Linked DNA regions of Mus musculus: region 1 is linked to region 2. Evidence: chromatin loops called from intact Hi-C (ENCODE). Cell type or tissue: left cerebral cortex. All regions are shown on one strand. Links, peaks and the distances in the headings refer to the core of each region. The heading gives the core; the rest is flanking DNA. Region 1 overlaps Nek11 (NIMA (never in mitosis gene a)-related expressed kinase 11). Region 2 overlaps Nek11 (NIMA (never in mitosis gene a)-related expressed kinase 11).

What was found. Hi-C counts contacts between places; a loop is a spot of excess contacts. Peaks named below come from ENCODE experiments on the same cell type or tissue, not always from the same donor. Only the 100,000 strongest peaks of a DNase experiment are listed, where the experiment ranks them.
Region 1: it touches region 2 in a loop (9-fold over the local background); 2 of 42 quality-filtered maps call a loop at or near these places.

The regions. Positions count from the first base shown.
Region 1 is chr9:105,299,982-105,310,114 of GRCm38, reverse strand. It overlaps Nek11 (NIMA (never in mitosis gene a)-related expressed kinase 11), which reads left to right. Exons shown (of 16, transcript NM_172461.3): 7 at 9,715-9,864; 8 at 9,975-10,053. Among named protein-coding and RNA genes, the nearest start is that of Nek11, 90 kb to the left of the region's middle. In left cerebral cortex, for the core only: no CTCF peak of the experiment used is centred there; DNase peaks (open chromatin) are centred at 1,099, 2,523, 3,886 and 7,662; H3K27ac peaks cover 2,377 bases.
Region 2 is chr9:105,247,939-105,258,071 of GRCm38, reverse strand. The region is part of intron 12 of Nek11 (NIMA (never in mitosis gene a)-related expressed kinase 11); the gene reads left to right. Among named protein-coding and RNA genes, the nearest start is that of Nudt16l2, 110 kb to the right of the region's middle. In left cerebral cortex, for the core only: no CTCF peak of the experiment used is centred there; DNase peaks (open chromatin) are centred at 3,826, 4,580, 5,111, 5,463 and 2 more places; H3K27ac peaks cover 3,369 bases.

The DNA of each region.
Region 1 (10,133 bases), core at 746-8,745, 52 kb before region 2:
TTACATTGGCTGTAGCAAGTCACATGGCACAGCCAGTATCACCAGGGAAGGACGTGTCTACCCGTATGTGAAGGGGAAAGGAACACGTGGAGAGAACAGTCACTCTTCTTAGAGGATCCATCTTGTGAGGACCCCAGACTGGGTTGTAGCAAATGTGCTGGAGTGGGGAGGTTGGGACAGATGAAAGAGAGGTAGGTTTTTCTTTAACCTGGCACGGTCTTCTACTTGTGATGTTCGTTCTATCTTAACAAGCCCTGGGAGACTGCATAAAACGAGTAAGGCAGCTGGAGCCATAGCCATGATCTCTGTGTGAAGCACTTTGCATCACATTAGCAGTGGGGCTGCTGCCAAATCTTTAAGGCAGCAGTGGATTGGTAGCAGCTGGAAGTGGAAGAATGACTACTATGTTACCAACCTCCTCTCCACTGTAGGCGAGCGCTGTCCGTGGTCCTTCCTGGACCTTCTGGTTTGTATTGAGTGTTTAGTTCTGGCCTCAAGAATATCTGAAGATGAAAACTGCTTTTCTAGCCAGTTTTTCTTGAGCCATTCCTCTTTCTTGTCTCCCCTTCCCCTGGTTATTGGCCTTGATATTCCATTGGCCAAATTCCTGTAGAGGACATGGTAGTACTGGGGGGGGGGGCTACAAGGGTCAGATATCATCAAACTCTAGAAATTATGGAAAGGAGTATTTATGACTTTTACAAAAAGAAGAAAATTCATCTAAACCCATTTTCTTCTATAATTGTTCATATATAAATGAATAAATACACACGTGCACACACACACACACACACACTTTTTCTTGATCACACCAGTTTCAAGTGCTCAGTACCCCCATGTGGCTCTTGTCTGCAGGAATATGGAGGATGTCATCAGTAAGGGGACTTCTGTTGGGTTGTTCTGAGCTATCACCCATTCAGCCACTTCAGGCTTTGTCCTCATCCTGCCTTGGGCTTGAGAAGGGCCCCTGCTGGTGTCAGCTGTTAGTCAGTCTCTCTCTCCCCTTAACTCCCCTTCCCTCTGTTATCCTCCTCCTTCTCTCCCTCTCCCTCCACCTCTCTCTTTCTATCTCTCTCTCTCTGTATGCATGTGCCAGTAAAGTACCTCAGCTGTCATTCCTCAAGTGTCATCTGCTTTATATTTTTAGAGTAGGCTACACCAACCCCCGCCCCCCCCCCCCCCCGCCGGGAACTGCACATCTCTGTCTCCAGCACTGGTATTTCAGGCAGGCTTTTCATCACATTTGCAGTTTGTTTCTTTGGTTGTTGGTTTTGTTTTTGTTGTTTAGATGTGGGTCCTGGAAGGACTGAACCTGGCCAGGTCCTTGTGTAGACAAAACAGAGTTTTTACTGACTTTGCTTTCTCCTGGCCCTGCTGCTGCTCTTAAATAGCCCATTGGACTCTCCGATGCACATCTGGCACGTCCATGGGCTGTGCTTCTCAGGTTTTAGCTCCTATGGTAGCTTCATCACATTCTTCCCTTGATCTCTCCTCACATAGATGACACACTCCTTGGGGTATTAGCACTAATGTTTGTTTTCATCTACTTGTAATTTGAAGTTCGAGGTTCTAAGTTTTCACTTAACTGCAGAAAATAAGAGGAATGGGATTTTTGCTTTGCCTCCTGGTTTCCCTGCTTTAGGTGGAAACTGGGTGACAGTCCAGAAGCGACGCTTCCTGTCTAGCTGCATTCCCTCCCAGACGCTCAGGATCAACCTTGAACGCACCTCTCTGGTGCTCTGTATGGGCGGCGGGGGTTTGAGGAGCTTTGACAGGAGCCGTAGTGCTCTCTGACCAGTGGTAAACTCCTGCTGTATTGTATATGTCTTAAGCTTTTCAAGTAGCCAGTGTCCCCTGTTTTGTTTTATCCTTTTTATTTTCTTTGTACTTGAACAATTTATGCTAATATTCAATTTTAAGTAAAAAGGTGTTTAGGTTATTATGCACCAAAGGCAAATCCACTGCGCTTGTATTAACTTTATATTTCTTCATACAATTAACTGTGGCTATTATGTATACTTTCTAAGTTTTACTTTTCTTTTTGAGAATTTTATCCATGAGCACTTTATTACATCATTTCCATCCTTCCTGCACCCCCTCCAACTTCTCCTCTCTTGTAGCCCTACACCCAAATGCATGATCTCTTCTTTTATAATTATTATTGTTACTGTGTGTGTGTATGTGTGTGTGTGTGTGTGTGTGTGTGTGTGTGTGTGTGTGTGTGTGTGTAAAACCCACTAAGTCTATTTAATATTGCTCTTATTTGGAATTGGTTAACGTAGGAACAGGTTAATTGTTGGAGTAGATTGTTTCTTCCTCTCAGCAGCCATTAATCTCCTGGAGTTGTGTGTGTGTGTGTTTACTGAAAACATCAGAATGCCTCTCACTCACATCAAATGAAAATATTACCTAGCAGATAATACGATTTTCCAGCACTGCTGGGGCAGGTTTCTGCTGGAAGGTCTGGCAGATCTTTAAAGAGGTAAATTTAGCTGCACAGAGACAGGCGGTTGGCATTTCATTTGCAATTCATTAAGAGGCCATGCTTCAGAAACTCTCCCATAGGTGTAGCAACTTGGGTAGATGGCAAGCAGGGGGATTTAGGGTGGAATATGTCTCACGTGCACCTGATCCCCACTTTCCTCTTCACTGTGTACACTGGGATCCCTCGAGGACAGATTGTTTAACTCTTCAAAGTTGGAGGTATTTTAGGGAAAGAAAGGAATGCAAGACACAGACTTCTAAATAAAACTCTCTCTCTCTCTCTCTCTCTCTCTCTCTCTCTCTCTCTCTCTCTGTTTCTACTTCTGCTTTCCAATACTGGTGCTTTCTGTCTTCAAAAGGATAGAAGTTAGAAGTTAGGAGGTGATATGATAATTTTCACATAACAGTATTTGGTTAGAAGTTGGAGAAAATAAAAGTATAGATATATGCAATTACAGCTATCAGAATAAACAATGAATCTAGGTGATAGATTTTAAAATATGTGACTGGACAATGAAGCCATCTTTGACTCCAAATGTTGCAGAAGCTTGTTCAGTCACATTGTCTCGTTTTCCTTTCACTAGCACCTACCTATTTCATGTACTTTTGTTGGAGTAAGTGTGTCACTGGGGGCTGGCTTTGGGGTTTCATTGCTTAAGCCAGGCCCAGTGCCTCTCCCTGCCTACTGCCTGTGGATGCAGATGTAGAACTCTCAACTACTCTTCAGCACCATGTCTGCCTGCATGCAGCCGTGCTTCCCACCATGACAGTGGACTAAACCTCTGAGGTGTAAGTCAGCACCAATTAAATGTTTTCCTTGTTAATGGTGTCTCTTCACAGGAATAGAACATTGACTAAAAGACTGTTGCTCCCACACAGCCCTTCTGACCCCTTAGAGAGAGGTGGGATGTGTTTGGCTTTGTTCTTTCGACCTCTGTCTTTTTAATTTTTTCTTAAAACCTTTTATATGTAGCGTAACAAGTAATGATTTGTTTTTGTTGGTTTTTAGCCATTCTAGGAGCATGCAGAATTACTACCCAGGAGTGCTTGTTTACATCTCTCTGATGTCTAACAGTGTTGAACATCTCAGTTTTGATCTTTTAGTATCTGTTGAAGATTTCTCTCTTCTCTCTGTCTGTCTCTGTCTCTCTCTCTTTCCCCATATGAAGTGTAGTTTACCTTAACCTTTGCCTTAATCAAGCAATAGAATTTTCTTATGTCTGTATTTGAAAACAGTTCTTTTCTGTTCCATCAGAATCTTTCATCTTTTTCAATGCCACGCTCTTATAAGGAATACATTGTTAAGCTAAGTGTTTTTTTGTAGCCCTTCCATCTAAAGTTAGAGTCATCTTGACACTTCCTACATAGGAAGAAAAGCCAAGTAAGATTCCAGCCACTATTGCAGATGTCTGCAAACCATGTTAGGAGAAAGCAGCATTTTCCTCTTAACTGAATCTCCCTGGGTGACTGGATCCGCCTTCCCCTCTGCCCCTCTTATTCTTTGGTCTTCATTAATTTCCTGCATCACTATATTGTAGCCAACACTGGAGGATCTGGCACACCTCTTAGGTTTATTTATAGATATTTGACATTTTGTTATGTTAGTGTGAGTGGCACAATTAATTTCATTTTAAGATGCTCTTGTTGCAGACTTAGAGATAAGAACGGCCGTTGTATGGAGCAGGCTTGCTAAGTCCATGTACTTTCAAAGGCTTTAGAGTCTTTTGAGCTTTTTATGTAAGCAGTCATTTTGACATGATGAATGATGGGTTAATGTTCCTAGCTGATTTTTAAGTTATTTTTTCTAGCCTTATTGCCCTAGGTAACACATTCATTTCCTGTAGTATAGATACGGTATATTGATTCTTATCTTGATCCCAATCTCAGTAGGAAATTGTAAACTTTCAGTATTTCACCAATAAGTTTATTTTTTTTGACTATATATTTTAAAGCTCTAAAAACAAGGCTAAGGAAATTTCCTCCTGCTCCCATTATGCTGTGCTTTCTTCTTTATAAAACTGCAGATGCATTTGACCACTGACCACCGTGAATAAAATGCTTCTTCCCCATCTGTTAAGGTGATGTTACAGTTTATCTTTTGTTTCCTATAATGAGGCAAATCTTATTAATTGACGATTTAAATGCTAGATCAATACCATATTCCTGAAATAAAATCTCTTGTTAATACAAGCCTTTAAAATATATCATAACATTCTATTTGTGGTGTGTGTGTGTGTGTGTGTGTGTATGTGTGTGTGTGCACGCGCACGTTTGTGTGCATGCATGTACCTTGTTTATATCTTCCTCCGACTTCCCTCTCTTAACTTTCCTCAGGTACCCTACACCATACCAATGCCCACTCTTTTGGTAACCCACTGTATCTAATCAGCACTGTGTGTTGGAATGCTGACTGGTCATCTTGTCTTGATGCTGTGCATGTAACCATAGCTTTAGTGAATCCGTGTGGGCAATAGCCAGGCCATGTCCAGAAGGCAGCATTTCACAGCTCCCTTCCCAGTCCTCAAGCTCTTACCTTCTTCTGTCTCTCTACTGTGACAGCCCCTGAGCCTGGATATGTGGTTGACATAGGTAAACCATTTAGGGCTGAATACTTAAGAGTTACACTTTGGGCACTTATGAGCCTCAGCATTAACTGATGTAGAGAAGCTAAGATCTGGGACAGCATTAGTTTATGTGTAAAAACATAAAAATTTGGAGGACAGGTTGACCCCCAGCAGTGGTGGCACATTTCTTTAATCCCAGTACTTGGGAAGCAGAGGCAGGTGACTCTCTGTGAGTTCAAGACCAGCCTGATGTACTCAGTGAGTTTCAAGACATCCAAGACTACACAGAGAAGTCCTGTCTCAAAAAAAATTGACAACATGTTTGACCACATTTCTATTTAGGTGTATTTAGTAAATTGTTGTCTTTCCCTCCCCTGCTGTTGAAAATGTTTCTTTAAACTTCATTTCATGTGATTTTCTTTCCTTTTTGCATACAAAGCATTAACTGTTCTTTGTTTCATTGATTCTTCTCCTGCTTCTTCAACCCTAGCGCCTGCCCCTGTTTTGATATTTTTTTAAATTATCAAGCTTGATTATAGACTGAGACCTCTATTTTTTTTATGTACCTAGTGCTTTTGATTTCATTAATTTCATTCAATAAGCTTTACTGTTTAAGGACTTTGTAGATGTATATTTCTTAATTCTTACGTAGTTGGAGATTTCCTAGCCCCTTCTCCCGTCCTCCTCTCTCTGTTCTCACGTCTAGCTTACTTGCTCTGCAGCCAGAGCATATGCTCTCAAGAGTTTGATTCTTGAAGTCATTGAAACTTGTCTATGACTCCGTGTATTGTTAGTCTTGATAAATGGTTCACTAGTTCTTGAAAATAATATGAATTTTGTCATTATAGAATGTGTCAGCTTGTGTTTGTCTTCTTACTTCCTTTTGACTTTGATGTCTTTGTGTTCTGGTAGCCAGCAGGATGATTATGAACCACACGACTGAGCATTTATTTTTCCCTTTAATTCTGATGTCCTTTACACACAGACACTTGAGACATGCACTTTTAAAGTTATCACATGCTTCTGATAGCTTTCTTTATTGATACATCATCTTGAACTTAGTAGTGATTCCTCCCTCAAAGCCTGTGTTCACCTATTCGAGTATACCTACTAGCAATCTTTTGGCAAGTGTTTGCATGACATATCTTTGTCTTTTGAACTTATATTTATTTGTGGAGAGTTGTCATGTCATGATAGGCATGTGGAGCTGCTTGCCTTCTACCATGGTCACTTCAATTACACTCCTGCCAGCAGGCTTGCCAGCAACCTTCACCTGCTAAGACATCTCACCAGCTCTGCATGCTATAACTGTGAATTTTCTCATGTGCAGATACATTCCCAAGGGTATTTGGAGAGCAATGGAGTTTGTTGTTGTTGTTGCTTTTTGTTTTGTTTTTGTTTTTGTATTAAATCTTTTTAAAGGTTTTCAAAGTTGAACTATTTTACTGATGCCCTAATCCTTAGCCCCGAAAGACTGTCCTTGGGGAGAGGGGGTAAGAAGGCTCAGAATCAAGGACAAAAGTCTCTGGGAGCCCGGTAAGAAGCAGAAGCAGGCTCGTTTATTGCAGAATTGGGGAGTGCCTTTATACCCTCCACTTATGCCCCACTGGTCTATAACTTCTATCTCCATGTAGTTGGCACTATCTGATTGGTTGTTCTGGTTATACTCTCTTTCGTCATCTGTCTCCAGGCATCAGGCAGGTTTCAGGGTTAATAAACTTGGAAGCAACTATTGCACATGCGTGAGCCACTTTAGGCTGCCAATCAGAACATGCATACATATCTGCCTACATATCCACCTTTTTCTTTTAAAAATTGGCAACTCAGTGGGAACCAGAGTTCTGTGCTCTGACCTTGTTGACCCCACCTAAGGGGGCGACCAGCAGAAGGAGCCTTGCCTGTCTTAGGTTAACCTGGGATCTTCATTGACTAACAGCTGTGGAAGGAGAGCCACTCTGGAAAGTCTGCCTGGGTGGTAGGGGAGCCTAATTAGTGGTCCTCTGCATTTCTGTCAACCAAGCCTGCACCATTGTTATAGGTAGTCTCTTTTCAGGGCATTCAAGGGCTATAAGTACTCTCAGCGTGGTCTTGTTGATGTAGCATTGATGTGACACATGCTGTATAAGGCACTTGAGAAGAATAATTATTAATAGCACAGCCCCTCCCAAAGTTCCATATGTGGTGATCCAAGAGGGACTCTCGGAGCCTTTGGAAGTTCTCCCTAACCTTGTTAACAAAGGAGGCGTCAAAGTTTAACACTTTGACCCTACTCAGATTTAGAGTTTGAATCTTTTGAGACAATGAGAGGGAATAATTAAAGAACTGTTGTGACTAGGAGCTACATATGAATTTGGCCAACTCCTCGTGTCTCTGGGTATCGTTGTCCACCCTTAAGGAAGTCAAACAGATAGAGGAAAAGCAAGGGTCACAGTTAAGCATGGCCATCGACTGCTAGGTGTTCAGTTTATTGCAGAATTGAGGAGTGCCTTTATACCCTCTACCCATGCCCCGTTGGTCCATAACTGCTAGCTCCATGTAGTTGGCACCATCTGATTGGTTGTTCTGTCATCATTTGTCTCCAGGCCATCAGGCAGGCTTTAGGCTTAGCAAGTGTGGAGGCAACTATTACACATGCGTGGGCCTCTGTGGGCCACCAGTCAGAACATGCTGACTCATTCCTCCTGCATTTCACTGTTAGATTTAGTGTGACCATGTCTGTGTTGTATCTTATGTTTATGCCCTGTGTTCCATTTGTTTCATTTTTATTATTATCTCCTTCTTTCCTTTTAGTTTAAAATTTTATAGTTGAATTTTATTTCTCCTGGCTTGCTTTACTTCTATATTATCTTTCAATTATAACTCAAGGAAATACAATATGCATCCTATTGCTGTCTAGTAAAAATATCAGTATGACTTCTTTTCACTAACACACGGAACTAGACACACATCACATGTCTGGTTCTCTTCTGTCTTTTGTCTTATTCTTGACATAGACTTGTTTAGACCCAACAAGCTATTATCAGTGTTGTTGCGTAGCAAGAATGTTCATTTATACATATCTATTTGATGCTATTTGTCAGTCCTAATGTTGCTTGTTTCTGCCTGGGATCACCCTTCTAGAACATGTTTAGTGCTTTCCTGCTGGCAAGGAACACTCTGTTTTTATTTTTCTAAAAATATCAATATGTATGTGAAGAAATCTATCTTCTTTGATGCTAAAATATCAGTATATCAAAATTCCTATATAAGATAACATTTGATACTCTCATACTCTTATAGATGGACTCCTAACACCGCCCCCCCCTTTTTTTTCCTAATTGAAAAAATAGAGTGTTTGGAAGAAAAATGTTTTCATTCAAGAGTTAGTTATCCTATTTGCTACTTTGTATCCTTGATCAAGTCACTTGGCTTCTCCCAGCCAATTTCCTTGTCCATGAGTTGAAAAAGAAATCCAACATTGGCTCAGTGTCACTGGGAAGTCTGAGCTCCTTTTGTGTTGTGACAGGCATGAAAGTGCTTTGTAACCAGCCAAAAGCTTTAGTGTTATTAAATGCTTATTGGAACAGAAACATTTTCAGTGTACATATTCAGAATTCTCTTACATACATGCACTTCTATAAGAAAGCACAGAACAAATTCTATGTTTGTGTGTTTATTTATATATATTCTCCCCTTTCTAAGCATTGTGTTAAAGGTTCCATAACATATAGCTTTTAAACAGCCTGTCATAAACTCATGTTTTTCATCTTTTAAGCAACCACCATGAAAAGGGAAATCTGGCTGTTATATAACCCACAATACCCATGAGATTTTTTTTTTAAAGCCTTTTTTTTTTTTTTTTTTTTTTTTTTAATACTGAGCTTAGGGAAGACATTAAGTTTCATTCTCTGTATACTGTGGGAGCACTAGGACCAGGTTTCTGCCAGCTCAAAGGCACCACTTGGCATGGCTAATGCACCCCAGCACTGGGCTGCTCTCTGGTTTGATCCCCTGTTTCTTGAGCCCCAAGGAGAATTATACATTTGAATGTGAGTTACAAGTAGTTTCTCTCCCACTCTACTTGCAAATGGAGTCTATTCAGAAAACTAATAAATAATGCCAGCTTCCCTTTCAGCATACAGAGTACACAGCAGAGGGCAGGTCAGGCTAATAAATTAAAACTTCATTCTGCATACATAACTTTAAAAAACTACCTCAGGAAGGTAGCGTGTAACCTCATTTTGTTTTTCTTTCATAAAAGCTCATTTTAAAATACCCAGCTACATTAATCAGATTTTAGACTCTTCATCGTGCACAGACATCTTGCTATTGGATTGTTTATTTTTTTCTTTGGAAAATGTAATGTGCATATTTCTTTCTGTGCTTCATCCTTTGATAGGTCTTGGACTTGTGTGCTGTGTGCCTGCATGCATGTGTGTGTTCATGCATGTAGTGTGTGTATGTGTGTCCCTGTCTGTTTGCCTGTCTGTTTTTCTTTTGAGTTCAGGATTGTTTGTTTGTTTGTTTGTTTGTTTGTTTTTCTTGTAAATATGTACTCTGTAGACAACCCCAAAGAGATGTTGGTGCATTGTGGCTAATGCCCTAATATCTCTGAGGCTTTTCGTGACGGGCAAATTTTAAAAGGGACATTTGTTCTTTACTTAAATGTTTTGCTCTTTGTCTGCAGGTCACTGGCATGCATTTTATATGAGATGTGTTGCCTGGATCATGCATTTGCTGGCTCCAGTTTCTTGTCTGTGGTTTTGAATATTGTTGAAGGTAAAACACCTTCACTCCCGGACAGATATCCACGAGAACTAAACACCATCATGGAACGGTACGGAAGCAAGTGTGAAGCAGAAACCATTTGAAGTTCTGTGACTGTGTTTGCAAGGAACTTAGGTTTTTGTTCATTTGAAAAACCATTTTTCTCTTTGAACATTACAGCATGTTGAACAAGAGTCCTTCATTGAGACCGTCGGCTGCAGACATTTTAAAAGCCCCTTACATGGAAGAGCAGCTTCAGGTATCGGCAATGAGAGTGGTGTAGGGGCTGACAGACTGTCAGTCTGTGATCTTAGGCCATGCTGTGGGGCTGAGAGGCAG
Region 2 (10,133 bases), core at 671-8,670:
AAAAAAACCAAACCAAAACAAAACAAAAAACAAAATCAGGAAAAGAGGGAAAGCCAGGAGGAGGGGTGGTGGACATACAATGTGCCAAAATCACAGAGGCTCTGGGGGTGGGGGGTGGGCTTGGTGGAAGTGATCCAAGCCCACTTGAGCTTGGAACTCGGCCCGGGTTAAAAGCCACGGGCAGATTAGTATGTAAATGAGAAGCAAAGGAGAGAGCTGGTCCGAGAGTCAAGAGCAAGAAGCAGATGGAGATGTGGTTCTGGGACAGAAGCGGAGGCACATTTAGAGTGGAGGAAAAGCTACCTGCGATGGACGAGGCACAAGATGCATTGTACCCTGCCCAGTGCTCAGGGAAGGTGCGTAGCAACAGTGGCAGGGCCGAAGAAGTCGGATGGATGGGAACAACCCAACAAAGATGAATGGGAGTCAAATATATGCAGGGAAACTTTCCCCTGGCACGGCAGCCCGACCAGTAGTCCCTATTGGATCCTGACCATTTCCTTATCCTCAGCCTCCTAGCATTGGCTCTGTGGTAGGAGAACATTCTTGGGCCACCAGAGCCGCTTTGCCAGTGCTCTAGGAGAGAGGCAAATGCCTGTAAAAAAAAAAAAAAAAAAAAAAAGGAAAAGCAAAACCCAACAAAAGTCATTCCCTTGTCCCTAGCCCACAGAGGCTCTCTGTGAACACCTCCTCTGTTCCCCCCGCTATTGCCTTTAGAGATCCATGAGCGTAGGTTTGTGGGACTGCAGTGGGACTTTCAGATAAGGAACCCTCCTAAAAATCACCTCACAGACATTGTCTCGAGAGCCTCACCCAGGGCAGGTAGCTTTTCCAAAACTGGAAGTAGTTTCCAGCTATTGTAAGAGGTCTGCCGGAGGGAAGCTCGTAGAGATTCTTGTTTTTTCTTTATTGGTTTTACTGGTGTGCTGTTTGCCCTGGGATACCTATTGTTGCCTCAGTCACCAGTAAAAAAGTAATTTTTAAAGTTAATTTTAAGTTTTATCTTTATGGATATGGAGGTTTTTCCTGCATGTATGTCCGTGTGTCATCTGTGGGCCTGGAGCCCACAGATACCAGAAGAGGGCATCTGACTCCTTGCAACGGAAGTAACAGATGTTTGTGGCTACCATGGGGGGTGCTGAAGACTGAATCCAGGGCCTCCTTAACCACTGAGCCATCTCTCCAGCCCCTCCAAAGAGTGATTTTGGTTACCAAGCTTTTGTGCCAATACCTTCTGCACAGTATGACATAAGACATACTGCTGCCAAAAATGGGGCTCCGGCCACCTGTAGGGCAGCCTGTTTACCTTGTCCTTCCCGTGGTAGACATTGAATCTCGACCTGAACGTGCTTCCCAGTGAGGCTTGAAAACTCCAGGCTGGGTGAAGGTGACAAGAATTTCCTACAAACAGATGCAGTCGAGAAATCTGCCTGAGGGTTGTAGGCAGGACACCACCACCACGTCCAGAAAAAGCCTTTTGAGGCAGGAGACTGGTTCTGACATTAGTTAGAGGCTTGCTAAGAATGGAATAAACACCCTTACCTCCATGTGATCAGTAAGTTCCAAGGCGCTCAGAAAGTAACCTAACATCTGTATCCTGAGAGGATGGCCTGAGTTCTCTGACAACCCCATTCTCTAGGTCAGAAAGCAAGCTGAGGAGAACTCTCCAGTAGATCCTCGGATGGTTTGTTACAGGTTCAGCTGGCAAGGCTAGTAGTAGCCAGGTTTCCTTGAACCCTGGTCTATATGTTGCTATTAATGTGTTTATTCGATGATTTTTTAAATGAGTAGATTTGAGTAAAGCACTATGTGACTTAGTCCTACCCAGTCAGAGAGAGATTTCAGGCCCAGGCTTCCAGTGCACTTAACTAACCCTTCCCAGAGTCTCCAGCCAGCTGCTTGCTGCCTGCCCTATGGTCTATTCTGTGGATTTTGGAAGTTGTCAGCTGCCATAATTGTGACAATATGAGGCAATCCTGAAACTCTTATCTTAACTCACACACCCCGAGTCTGTCTTCTCCCTCGCTCCTCCTCTCCTATAATTGATTTATAAAATGTGTAATTTAAATGTATTCCTAATTATTCTCTGAGAATATGAGAAGGCAACTGTTTCCAGATTTCATAGCCATGAAAGATTTTCTCTCTCTTGGTCCCTATGAACCCATCAACATTTCACCAAGCTATGCAGAGGCAAACGCCAGATTTATGACAGGAAGTTCTGAGCTCAATCAGAAATGTGTGCCTTAACTGATGTGCGTGATGAGAACCTTCCGGAGCACCCTGCCCACACACACTGGGCAGCAGGGTCCCCGTGTATTCCATTGTGATCCCTGCTCATCGTGTGTGCTGAGAGTTCATATGGGTGAATGGAGAATGTCCTACGCCAGCAAGCCTCATCTGGTAGCTTCTTTCTGCCTCCAACTGCTGAGTTAGCAGAGGAGCTGCCAGTGGGAGACAAGTTTTCCAGGAAACGGGATGGAGTTTCATCAAAGGAGGCTCTATCTATGTCAGTCAGCAAGTTGCCAAACACACTTCATGTATATGAAAGATGCTGTTAGTGAAAGAAGCTCTTATTTCATCCATCGTGAAATGAGAGGGGGAAGCAGACACCTTATTCTGTAGCAATGCAGAGTATTAGACTTCGTGCAAGTGTTAGATATAGCACTATTTCTAGACAAATATTCATTGGCCAAGAGTAGAAAGTCATGTTTTATTTTGTTCACTACCAACAATGTGGTTGTTTGGGTCAGCAACAGCTCTGTCACCCCAGACATGTTAAAGATGCATGAATCCAAATGTTGCCAACGGTCTCAGGGGACATTTGCATACCGTGCAAATGAGATGCATACTTTCATAGTTTCCATTCTCCAGTACGACTTTTGGAGATGGATAAGGCATGAGACTAGCCCTCATGATAATATTAGCACCTTTGTAGACAAAGACTCAAAATCGCCCGCCTTCTGTTTCTTGGCTCCCGGTCATATGAGAAGATAAGAGGAGAAGGCCGTCTACAAATAACAAGAACCCTTACCAGAGAGCAGTCTGCCAGCACCTTAATCTTAGACTCCCTAGGCTTCGGAACTGTGACAATTAGTCCTGTATTTAAGCCACATACTCTACAGTTCTGCTATAAAAGCCCAGAGTGACTGCAACGTCCATCCTCCCATTCCTCCAGCCATGAGTCATTGCTCCCAAAAGCACAGGAGAGCCTTTGATCAGCTCCTCCACACTCTGGGTGTTAGACTTCTGAGCCCCATGCTATAGATGAGATATCTAAGGCCTGGGGAACTTAACCCAGTTGCTTAAAGTCCACAAAGTAGAGTGTCACGTGTCAGCAAGTGCCATATAGCCATTGGGCCAACTCTCAGGGCCACTGAGCAATCTCCTATATCGCCCCTCAGAGAGTGGATATCCCATCTCTTGTTCCTTTCTCTGAGTCTGGTGGAGAAAAGACAAATTTTGCCCAGTTGTTTTGGTTTTTGCTCTGCAAAGAAAAAAGAAAAAAAATGTTCAGAGAAATGTTCTAGTTTTGCCTAAGGGAGAATCAGTTTGACACATAAGATAAAAATCACAGACTCTAGAGCTTAAGGGAGACCTATTTCCTCTCTTCTCCCCACTTTCCCTCTCTTCCTCCCTCCCCTCCCTCCTCCCTCCCTTTCCTCTTCCTGGATCTTCCTGTGTATAGGGGGAATGGAGGGCCCTTAGGGATCTCAATCAAATATAGAGATGTCCCTTTGGATAAAATGGTAGAACCTGATGTCCTATATGTATATAAAAGGTACTGTACTATACTTAATTTAGCCCTCCATACTGAAAGGGTCATGAATATGCATTCTGGCTAAGAAAATCTCTTCTTTTCACAGTCTCATGTGTGATGCTGTAGGCTAAGCTAATCAGCGCAGTTAATTTTAGCCCTAGTTTAGAGGGTTTATTTTAGAAAAGGTCAGGGTGCTCACCTATAGCTCATTATAGCACCCAGAGAGGAAAGAATGGAAGAGAGATAAAACCAAGCAGCTGTTAGCAGCTCCCACCCCCAACACTGGAAATGCATCGTCTCTATTTGATGTTTAGTTCAGTGTGCAGTTGCTGATAGTTTGACAAGACACACACGATCATTGTTACGCCATGTGGCAGGTGGCTTCCAGTGGGACTTGGGTGGCCCATGGGGCACTTTTCCCTGAGGTGGAGGGTGGGACTGAACCCAAAGATCTCCATGTACGTACTCTGCAAAGGGAAGCCATCTCATAGGCATGTGGGTTCCATGAGGAAAGTTCTTCAGTGTGGCTCTGGTCCAGGGCTGCCATGGGATGGAGTCACATTTCCCTCCCTCTAAGTCTCATGTGGGGCCTGGGGTTTTCTATTCTTCTGCAGGGGTGGGAACTGGTGATGAAGGGGGATGCTGTGCTGGCTGGGTAGGAGCAGAGGGTGAGAGAGGTAAAGCAAACACATCCCAGGGATGAAACTGTGGGCCGTAGACCAGCAGGGCGAGCGGGAGAGAACAGACATTCTATAGCATGGCACTCGTGGAAAGAGCCTCAAACCCTGTCATGTGACCACTGAGCTCATGGAATGTAGCTGATGTGACTGAATTTGTCGTTTAATTTTAATAATTGTAATTTAAGTAGCCGCATTGGCTGGTGGCTACAATTCTGATAGAAAAATTCTAGAAGGAGTAGCACACTAAAGAAATGAATTTGGAACACAGGAGACAAGGGCAGAGAAAAACACAGAATTCAGGTTACAAAGTCAAGTTGTCTGCCAGGAACTAGAAAAATAAACCAGGACTAGGGATGAAGCTCAATGGTAGAGCATACCCCCTCCAGCATACATACACATGCACACTCATACGCACACGCTTGCGCACGCATACACACACACACACTCACACAAACACACACACACACACATACACCTGTCTCTGCCTGGACCAGGGGTCATCCAAACAAAGGCCCTTTTAACTGTGTCTGTAAAGGAAAGCTATCAAATTCTTTATTAGGGGGCCAGCCCCGGAAAGCAGACAGAAAGCCATACTGAGATTCCTGTGCTGAGTTCTGTTGGCAGTGAGGGCTCACTGAAGGAGTTGGTGTTTCAGCAAGATTTGCAGTCCACTGTGGAAGACCATGGAGGTGTGAGACAGGAGCTCTGCAGAGCTGGCTGTTAAAAACTATATGGACTGTGCATTTGTCCCTCAGCCTATGAGTGTGCTCATGTCACTGGAGGCCTCCACATCCTCCACTGGACTGTACATCAGTCTAAATTGTCCCTTAGCAAATGTGCAGCTGCAAGCACCAGCCCCACTAAATGTTACAGTGATTGAAAATTGCAATCCCTTCCCACGGGCCCAGAAAAGGGCTCTTTGTAATGAAATACAGAGGCAGCAGCCATTTGTTGTGTGGAATAACTGCCTCTCTGGGACTTCCACAATGGACCCACAGTGTCAGTAAAAGGCAGGTTCACCAAGAGAAGAAATGACAGCTGCCTTTATTGCAGGGGACCCTTTATTCTCCACGGCTTCTGAACTTGGTGAGTAATTCTAATGGCCGCCTTCAGGAACTGGGACACCCTGAGAATAGTCTCAGGCCCGGCTGGTGATTCACCAAACAGCCCAGATGAACCATCTCCTGGTTCACAGCAGGGGACAGATGGCTTACAAAAACTGAAAACAAACAATAAACCAACACTAGCTTGAAGTTTAGAAATTGATAAAATACCCTTTCTCAGTCAGCAAAGTTTTGGAGCCTTTTTCTTCAGGTTGTGTGGGCGAAGTTGTGTGCTATCCACGGGTGGGACGTCGAGTGCCCCATTGGCTATGGAGAGAATGAAGGATGAGGGTTTAGGAAACATATTAACTATGATGGAGTCTATCAGACAGGCTATCTCTCTCTCTGGGGAGTGTTTGTCTCTAGCTGTTCTGTCTATCAGTGCCTTTATGTACTGATAATGATTCAGCCCACATGTCAGCTAGATAACTGCCCCCGGCAGCCAGCAGAAGCACCTAGAAAATCCAAGTCTGCTAAGGAGTTGCACCACACTCTAGGGTAACTTTGGCTGAGGCCTTGAACTTGATGGGTCTGCAGGATGGGGCTATAAGGTTTAGTATGAAAATGTGCTCCCTGGCTCTCTGTCTGTCTCAGTGTTCTGTTGCTGTGAAGAGACACCATGACCGTGGCAACTCTCATAAAGGACAATATTGAACTGGGGCTGGTTCACAGTTCCAGAATTTGAGTCCATTAGTCATGGCAGAAAGCACAGAATAACGCAGGCAGGAACGGTGCTGGGGATGGAGCTGAGTCCTGCGTCCAGATCATCAGGCAGCAGGAGGAACAAGACTCTGGGCCTGGCTTGAGCATTTCAAACCTCAGCACTCCCTCTAGCAAGGCCACACCCACCCCAACAAAGCCAAGCCTCCCAATCTTTGTCAAGTAGCATCTCTCCCTTATAACCACACATTTAAGTATTTGAGCCTGTGTTGGCCATTACTATTCAAACTGCCATACTGTTGTCATCAGCACTTGGAATGGTCAACTCACAAGGACTTTTCTTTTTACTTTGTCTCACAATTTGGGAAAGTTCAGCCTGTGGCCAGTTGTTTCCGTTGTGGTTTGGGATCCACGGTGAGTCAGCACATCATATTGGGGACACTCGACAGGGCTATTTACCCTACGGTAAGAACTTGGAAGAGAAAGGAAGAGACCATGGAACCACTGTGTCCTTGGGGGAACAAGCCTTCAGTGACCTGAGATCTGTCAACAGAATCTGTAGACTAAAAATTCCTTTCTATTAAGTTATGGGTTGGGACCAAGCCTCCAACACATAGACCTCTGAGGGACATTTAATATCCAAACTACAACATCTGACAGGTAAACTTAGAGCATGCAAGAGAAAAGATAGAGTGGGGTGGGGCTCCAAAAGCACCTTCCTCCTCCCTCACCCTCCAGCGAAGCTTCTGAGAGCCTTTGAATGGGATGCTACGATGGAGTTCATAAGCCCATATCTTTTAGAGATCTTAGGATTCTTTTATTCCAAAAATTGTGAGTCTCTTCGTTGAGCTAACATGGAGGTGCTATCGTGATCAAGATGAGCATGTATTCTGCCCCCCTGGGCTCATAGGTTAGGAGGGAAATTATTTTAACTTGAACAGACATTAAGTGACAGTTTTGTACTGAATTAGTAGTGTGCATCAGATGACTCACCTGGAGGGGTTGTTGAAACACATTATGTTTTATGGTATTGAACCAAGAGCCCTGCACGAGGTAGGTAAGTATTATAGCATTGAGCCCCATCCTCAGAACACATTGAACTAATTAAATAGGTCGGGGCTGGCGATGGGCTTAGAACTTGTATTTCTGTTGAGATCCAAGTGCTGCTATTCTTTGCACAGGGCATACCAGGGGTCGGAATCACTTGGGATGATGATAGATGGACAGGTGGAGATTACCCTTCTGAGTCTCTGTGCTTGGGCTAATGAGATGGTTCAGAGGGCCGAGTGTTTGCTTTGCAGTGTGAGGATTGGAGTTGGGATCTTCAGCACCCACATAAAAGCCAAGCAGGCACAATGTCTGCCTGTAATCTCAGAGTCCCCAAAGTGGAAACAGACAGATCCTCAAGACAAGCTAGCTAGAGCTAGACCAGCTAAATCAGTCAACTCCAGGTTCAGGAAAAGATTCCATCTCAGAAAGGAAGCAGGGAGCAATTGGGAAAGACAACGGAGCCCAACACACACACACACACACACACACACACACACACACACACACACACACACAAGACAGAAGACTATTCCCTGATTTAGTCTGAAACAACATACAGGAAAACTAGCTCTTTAAGAAAAGTTCTATACTGTATATCTGATTACTAATCTGAAGCACAGAGAGCTGATCTAACAATACTTGAAACAACGGAGGCTTTTATCTAACATATCACCACTATGTCAGTTTCTCCTCCAGTGCCCAGTGTGATAGTCTTATATCTCTGTGTTGGCAGCATCATTACAAATGCAGAAGTTCGTACCTTACCCAGGTCCACTGAATTGGAAGTGCTGGAGGGAGGGCTGTTGTAACTGGACGACTAGCTGGCTCTCATGCACCTGCAAATATGACCCGCCTGGGATCGAGGAGTGAGAGCTGGCTCGAGTCCGGGTGAGGCTCTGGCATTCACTGTTCTCAGCTCCTGTGAGACAACCTCCTGGCATAATGAAGAGTCAGGTTTTCTTTCAAGCTGGAACCCCACACTTTATTGTCCAGTGTCTTTCAGAGCCTCTGGGGGCGGGCAGTTAGGAGATTTTAGCAGCAAAGATAAATGTTCCTTATTCACTGTAAAGTGGCACTAACCCAGAAGCTAGGGTTCATGTTGTTTACTTTCTAGCTTCATGGTCATGGTGCATGTGTCTCTGTGACCTTTTTCTGGTTTTAGCTTTCACTTTCCTTATCTGAGCAATGGTCATCCAGATCTAACTTGAAGACTTGATATAACCATAAATGGAATAATAGTTGTGAAAACGTACCTTTAAAATCACACAATGCTGTGCATCACGGAGGCTGCTCACCATTCACTTCCATATTCCTGTTCATGAAGTAGACACCGTCTCATTGTTTATAACGCCATAGAGAGCAGAAGCAATTGAGGCACAGCTCTAGCTCCTCTAAAGTAGGTGGTCTCTCCTAATAGTTTGCTTTAGCATATGAAGAGTGGAAGATGCAGGGCTAGGAGAGGATCACATGTCCCTTATTAACGTGATTCTGGATGTCCTAAGACACTTTTACTTGAGTAGTTGTTAACAGGTATGGCTCCTGGACCAGCAGCATCCATAGCAGCTTGGAACTTTATAGAAATGAAAATTGTGGGGCTGGAGGAATGGGACAGTGTGATGGTTTGTATATCCTTGGACCAGGGAGTGGCACCATCTGAAGGTGTGGCCTTGTTGGAATAGGTGTGTCCTGGTTGGAATGGGTGTGTCACGGTGGGTGTGGGTATACGATCCTCACCCTAGTTGCCTGGAAGTCAGTCTTCCACTAGCAGCCCTTGGATTAAGACATAGAACTCTCAGCTCCTGCGCCATGCCTACCTGGATACTGCCCTGCTCTCACCTTGATGATAATGGACTGAACCTCTGAACCTGTAAGACTTGCTTCGGTCATGGTGTCTGTTCACAGCAGCAAAACCCTAACTAAGACAGACAGTGATTAAGAGTACTTGTTGATCTTGCAGAGTACCCAAGTTCAGTTCCTAGAACCCAAGTTGTATGGTTCAAAACCAAGCATAACTCCAGCTCCAGCTCCAAGGTATCCAACGCCTTGGAAGTTACTCTCTCTCTCTCTCTCTCTCTCTCTCTCTCTCTCTCTCTCTCTCTCTCTCTCTCTCTCTCATGTGCTACCCAGAAGTACAAAATCAGCATTTTGGGGGGTTGGAACCTAGCACTATGTACCAATTAACAAGTCCTATAGGTGACCCTAGTGCTCTGTCATCTTAGAAGGGATTTGTTTGGGTCTTGACTGAAGTATCTGACAAAGGCCACCCTTTCTGTGGCTTAGAAAATAACTTCTCTTCCCCTCAAGTATGGATTTGCAACACTGGTGTCCAAGCTCGGACAGCCATTATTGCATTCCTTCATAAGTATGCCCTGTCACTGCCCACCCAGCACAGGAGAAATCTGGAATGTGTCTGTTATGAGGCTGACTTCAGGGTGTGAGGAAATTAAAGCTATTTATCACAGTCTGGTTTTCCCTCAATGTCAGGAGAAATGAGCCTTAGCCGAACAAGGCTTCAAATTGGGCTCACTACAGAAAAACATGCAGCTTGACAAACACACTTGAAGCAGGCTTACATTTGTTCTGATTTTCCTGTTTGAAAACAATTCCCCTTCTCAGCAGCACCAAAGTAGGGCAGTGTGCTCAAGAGACACTGCAGATGGAGCCATTCCAGTCTGTCTCATGAGTCAGGTACGGGTAGCACAAATCCTGACCCTTGATCACTCTTTCCTTCTTTAGAAGATCATAGGTTCAAGAGGATAAGATACTAAGGCTCTTTGTGCACAGTGGACCCTGTTATGGGAGGAAGGAGATGGCATCATTTGCAAGAGAAAAAATGTCTGAGTTGTACAGGCATTACCTGGCCAGCTACACAGAAACACACAC